2 separate regions of the Homo sapiens genome follow, and region 1 is linked to region 2. A link is an interaction called in ENCODE POLR2A ChIA-PET data of the cell type or tissue named here. Cell type or tissue: PC-9. All regions are shown on one strand. Links, peaks and the distances in the headings refer to the core of each region. The heading gives the core; the rest is flanking DNA. Region 1 overlaps AIG1 (androgen induced 1). Region 2 overlaps AIG1 (androgen induced 1).

What was found. Peaks named below come from ENCODE experiments on the same cell type or tissue, not always from the same donor. Only the 100,000 strongest peaks of a DNase experiment are listed, where the experiment ranks them.
Region 1: POLR2A ChIA-PET joins it to region 2 with 9 read pairs; 3 of 35 experiments call an interaction of 5 or more read pairs at or near these places.

What each region holds. Positions count from the first base shown.
Region 1 is chr6:143,135,192-143,138,110 of GRCh38, forward strand. AIG1 (androgen induced 1) reads left to right here. Exons shown (of 6, transcript NM_016108.4): 2 at 1,644-1,799. It overlaps LOC124901416 (a long non-coding RNA gene), which reads right to left. Exons shown (of 4, transcript XR_007059794.1): 2 at 15-141. Among named protein-coding and RNA genes, the nearest start is that of AIG1, 76 kb to the left of the region's middle. In PC-9, for the core only: no CTCF peak of the experiment used is centred there; no DNase peak of the experiment used is centred there.
Region 2 is chr6:143,063,797-143,066,715 of GRCh38, forward strand. All of the region lies in intron 1 of AIG1 (androgen induced 1), which reads left to right. Among named protein-coding and RNA genes, the nearest start is that of AIG1, 4.4 kb to the left of the region's middle. In PC-9, for the core only: no CTCF peak of the experiment used is centred there; a DNase peak (open chromatin) is centred at 1,325; H3K4me3 peaks cover 820 bases; H3K27ac peaks cover 1,495 bases.

The DNA.
Region 1 (2,919 bases), core at 259-2,758, 71 kb after region 2:
TGGTTGTTAGTTACCTTTTTATGTTTACTAGCCAGATTAGCTAGTAATGAAGAATAATGAAGATTATTCTCCTCTGGTAGGGTCACTCCAGTTTAATCAAACTCCATTAGGGCCAACATAGAGATTCAAACATCTAAAGTCCTAGGATATGAAAAATAGAAAGATATGAATAGGAATATATGAAAAATAGAAAATAGAACATTTTTCTAAGTATGAAATTATTCCCTGAGTCATTTAAGTTATTTCTAGTTATCAAAACATGACTCTTGCCAACACTTTTATTGTGTCGTTCTCAATTGTGGCAGTCTTAGCTTCTTTTACTCTGGCTTTTCTGGCTGCAGAAAGAATGACAGTAAACCTTAAGTCACTGAAGCTAAAGACAGGCTACGTTATGAGGAAACAGAACATTACTCTGCCTAAGACTGACTAATAATAGTAAGATTTGATGAACTCCAAAAAGCCTAGGTTAACAATTTCTGTGTTCTAGTGCTATGCTAAGTGATGGAACTAAATACTTTTTAGGATCCTTCTTCCCTTGTGAGGACCCTATCCACAGAGCTTTCACAGACTCTTTCTACTGCCAATGAGGAAATTTACCAAAAAAGGTCCTTGCTATCTTTTCTAAAGAGGCAATGAGTAAAATTGTGTCTTTTACAAAGATATCATCTGTAAACTATTTTCAGTAGGAAAAAAGCCAGAAAAATTTTCCTGAATCTATCCTTGGTGCTAATTGGGTATGACTTTGTGTGCAGGGGATACATTTTCTGCCCTTTCCATAATTTGAATGATCATCTATCTAGCTGCATTACAGTATGCTGCCTGCAGTGTTCTCCTTTGCAATAGTCCAAGTAAATAAAACATAGCTGATCTAAATGCTTCCATTCATAATTGATTTGAGGAATGTATAACCTGTAGTTTTTTTGGGGGGGCGGTTAGAGAAATTGTATGGGTATCTCTGTTTATATTACTTTGGAAATATTTTATTTCATAAATACTAAAAACCTGAGTAGAAGGTCATTTAGTTCAAGTTTGACAACAGAAACTTGTTTCATATCAGCCTTAATTATTACATTCAGTCGATTTTTTTATGACTCAAGGACCCACTTCCTACCACTTCCTTTGATAGAAAAAATATCTAAATGTAAGAGATGAAAGCATAGGAAAGTTTTTCACATTTAGACTGAATTGTCTTGTTATTCAGACAGTCCTCACCCTTTTGTTTTCACTTCTTAGATATTTGTTAAAACTCACTAGTTATATTGACTAGTAGAAACCATAGATGTGATTTAGACATGACATAGAAGAAACCATGACAAACCATAGACATGATGCTTTAAAATAATGGCCCTGCTGGTTTGATCGTTGATACTTCTTTCTGATGGGCCCTATTTAGATGTGTGTGTGCATGCATGTTTTGCACTTGTCCCGAGGTGAGTGAAAATGGAAGTGGTGTTTTAAAGATGAACTTTCTGTATAAAAGCAAGTTGTAAATGTCTGTTCTCTATTTCTAGGAGCAGCTCTTTAAAATATGCTTCTGATCCTTTCTTATTAGATGTCATGTTGTACACCAGCAGCTCATTTGCTGTTCCACAGCTTGGGTCTCCAGATCTTAATGACTCATACCGGCTGTTGTCCCCCTACAGGTTATCCAGGCTGTCTTTTTTGGCATCTGTGTGCTGACTGATCTTTCCAGTCTTCTGACTCGAGGAAGTGGGAACCAGGAGCAAGAGAGGCAGCTCAAGAAGCTCATCTCTCTCCGGGACTGGATGTTAGCTGTGTTGGCCTTTCCTGTTGGGGTTGTGAGTATGATGGAGGATGCATTTAGCCACAAAAGAAACTTGGCTCTTATTTCAGACTTCTAAGAGAAAAAAAAAGAGTTCATTATAAGAGGTTTCTGTATTATTAGTTTGCTGGAGCTGTCAGTACCACAGATGCGGTGGCTTAAACAACAAACATTTATTTTCTCGTAGTTCTGGAGGCTGAAGTCTGAGATGCAGTTGTCCACAGGGTTCGTTTCTTCTGAGGCCTCTCTCCCCTTGGCTTGCAGACAGCGCCTTCTGACTGTGTCTTCACACACTCATCCCTCTGTGCCTGTCTTTGCCTAAACTTCCTATTTTTATAAGGTATAGCAGTCATATTAGATTAGGGCCCCCTAATGACCTCATTCAACCATATATAATCACCTCTTGAGAAACCCAGTCTCCAAATACAGTCACATTGTGAGATTCTGGGGGTTAGGGCTTCCACATATGAATTTTGCAGAGGACACAATTCAGTCTATCAGTTTCTTAAGCAGCCCAAACTTGAAAGGTAGGGTCCTTGGGTCAACCAGGCTTTTGAACTTGGGAGAGGAGATCAGTATTAGCTCATACTTCTTCAGTTACCCAGCTGTGCCATTAGCTACTATCACTGAAGTAAATGCCTCTTAATGTTTGGGTCTGTTTTGACTTCATTGATTTTCATTGTTTTCAGTTAGATTCTCTTCATAACTCAACTTCCTTCACAAGTCTGTTAATTTTCCATTGTCTGCACATAAACCATGTTTTTTTAAAGGCCCTCAGAGACCCTACAGATTTTAACCTCTGTGTAGCCAGGAGAAGAGAACTCATATATATCACAAACTGTAAAGATGAGTAAGAAGTTGTTATTTAATTCAAATTCAGACCTTTCATTTGCCAGCTGATTTCGGGGGAAAACAGAAGTCTCAGTGATGTGGTCTAGCACATGCACCAAGTCCATTGTAGGAAGAATCAGAAAGTTGATCATAAGTCCTTCCAGTGGATTACTCATATTTGTCAGGTTTGTAGCTGGTAGAAGGCCCTACATGCTTGCTTTAAGACCAATTAGTAGACACTCAGATGGTCACTGAATTGCTTTTTCTGTGTGCCAAATTATATTTTCTTGGATGAAATAAATAGC
Region 2 (2,919 bases), core at 195-2,694:
TACCAGGATCTGAGTCAGGAATCTCAGGCTCTATGCATCCAGGAGCAGATGATTATGTGGCAGTGGCCATTCTGGCTGTATTCATTTCTCTCCTTGGGTATGAGGGTCATTCCAGTAGATTCAGAGCTTATGGTCAAAAACTGAAATACACATTGTTGCTACCAGTAATCTTATACTGTTATTCTCCAATGGTTTCTTTTCCTAGTATTGAGAAACTGTAAGAGAACTAAGGTGTTTTTGGAAAATTGAAGTTAGTAAATGGAAAAAGAACACTGTCTTGGTGTGGTAGGCAGAATAATGGGCCTCCAAAGATGTTTACATTCTCATGCCAGGAACCTGTGAATACATTAGGTTACATGGCAAAGGGAAATTAAAGTTGCAGATGGAATTAAGATTGCAAATCAATTGACCTTAAAATAGGGTAATTATCCTGAGTTATCCCATTGGGCCCAATGTAATTACAAGGGTCCTTAAAAGGAATAGGGAAACAGAAGACAAGAGCTTGTTGGAGGAAGATGTGACTGGAAGAAAGTCAGAGAGAGATACGACAATGCTGGGTTTGAAGATGGAGGATGGAGCCAGGAGACAAGGGGTGTGAGAGGTGTCTAGAAGCTGGAGAGGACAAAAAAATGGTTTTCCTCCTAGAGTTTCCAGGAACACATACCTGCTGACAGCTTAATGGTAGTGTATTTTGGACTTCTGACCTCCAGAATTGTAAAATAATAAATTTGTGTCATTTAAGCCATTCAATTGATAGTAATTGGTTACCACAGTAATAGAAAACTAGTATACTTGGCTTTAAAGCCTCTGACTTAGAAAAAAAACTTAACTCTTTTTGTACTTATATGAAATAAATGCAGTGACTCAGCTAGCCCTTTATGTATAGTAGATAACTGGTTAATTTTAGCTTTAACAAAAATGCAAGTTTTTTCCTACTTCATCCATGAAATTATGTGGAGGAGACATACATATGTGTAACAGTGGGCAATATGAGGATTTGTAAAGACTGGACTGTCAAGCGTGTCTGTGTGAAGAGACCACCAAACAGGCTTTGTGTGAGCAATAAAGCTTTTAATTCACCTGGGTGCAGGCGGACTGAGTCTGAGAAAGGAGTCAGCGAAGGGAGATGGGGAAGGGGTTGCTTTATAGAAGTTGGGTAGCTAATGGAAAATTACAGTAAAAGGTGGTTATTTATTGTTAGCAGAGAAGGGGGTGACAAGGTACATGGTGGGGAGATCATAAGACTTATTGTCCAGAAGAAGAATGTCACAAGGTCGGTTGATCAGTTAAGGTAGGGCAGGGACAAGTCACAACGGTGGAATGTTGTAATGTTGGTTAATCAGTTAAGGCAGGAATTGGCTGTTTTACTTCTTTTGTGGTTTTTCGGTTGCCCCAGACTTCTTGGCTCCTGCAGGCCATCTGGATGTATATGTGTAGGTCACAGGGGTTACAATGGCTGAGCTTCGGCTTAGAGGCCTGACATGGACAACTTTGGAAAAACTAGGTCTTTACTATGAAGTATTTCAGAGACTATCATTAAGTAACATGTCAGGCCAGGAGAAGAAATACACTTAATTGGAAATAAGCTGGAAAGAAAGAAAATTTAAACTAGCTGTTACTCAAATATTAACACTTTCTTAGTCAATATCACAGCTGATGAATTTTCTTCAAGTGATGTGGATTCATTCACTAGCAAAATGATTATGCTGTGTGTTACATGATAATTGCCCCAAAAGATAATAAAGAAGAATTAGGATAAAACCAACATAAATAAATGAAAAGAAAAAGGCAAATGTATTTTGAGGTCTTAAAGTAGTATTTGGGGTATAATAGGTGTTTAGTAAATGTTTAAGTAAATGGAAGCTTTCTCTTCCCAAATTTTCATTGAGTATTCTTTTCTTGTCCTGTCTCCTCCCAAAAACATTCAAAATGATAGGAATTTAAAAATGTATCAACCAGAACATTATTCATATGTATATGGTAGAGTCTAACAGATGAGTCAGAATCAACTTCTTTGAAAACCATGAACTGGATTTTTTAGAAAACTTAAAATATTGATGATGGATGTAAGACATCTTGATTTTTAAAGATTGAAACATATCTGGGAATCCCATTGGCTCTAGTTTGTAGTACTGGCCATTTTGAGAGTCATCCTCTCTTAGGGCCGTATCATACCCATTATTCCTCCTAGACTGGCTTTTCATTCATGTCATGGCAGAATATTGTTCAGGCCCTGCCTACTCAAAGTGCGGGCTGAGGACCAGCAGGATCAACTTTGTCTGGGAGCCTGTAAGAAATGTGGCATCTCCAGCTCCACCCCAGAGCTTCTGAATCAGAGTCTGCATTTTAATAAGATCATCAGGTGATTTCTATGCACATTCAAGGTTGATAAATGCTGCTCTAAGTTGCATTGTTTTTTCATTTACATGGATTAATTGTAGGACCCTGTAGAGCAGTCTTAATATATGAATTCTGCCTATTTTCTTTGTTTTTTTTTTGAGACAGAGTTTCACTCTGTCACCCAGGCGAGTGCAGTGGTGATCTTGGCTCACTTCAACCTCCGCCTCCCAGGTTCAAGAAATTCTCCTGTCTCAGCCTCCCGAGTAGCTGGGATTACAGGCACCTGCCACCACACCTGGCTAATTTTTGTATTTTTAGTAGAGACAGGGTTTTACTATGTTGGCCACACTGGTCTCAAACTCTTGACCTCAAGTGATCTGTCTGCATTGGCCTCCCAAAGTGCTGGGATTACAGGTGTGAGCCACCGCGCCTGGCCTGAATTCTGCCTATTTTCAAAACATATTACAGATTGACTTTCACTGTGATATAACAAAAAAATGTAAGAAATTACAATTTGAAAATAAAAGAAAGATATGTTTCAGATACGAGAGATGGGTTAGTTATTGCTATTGAGAAACA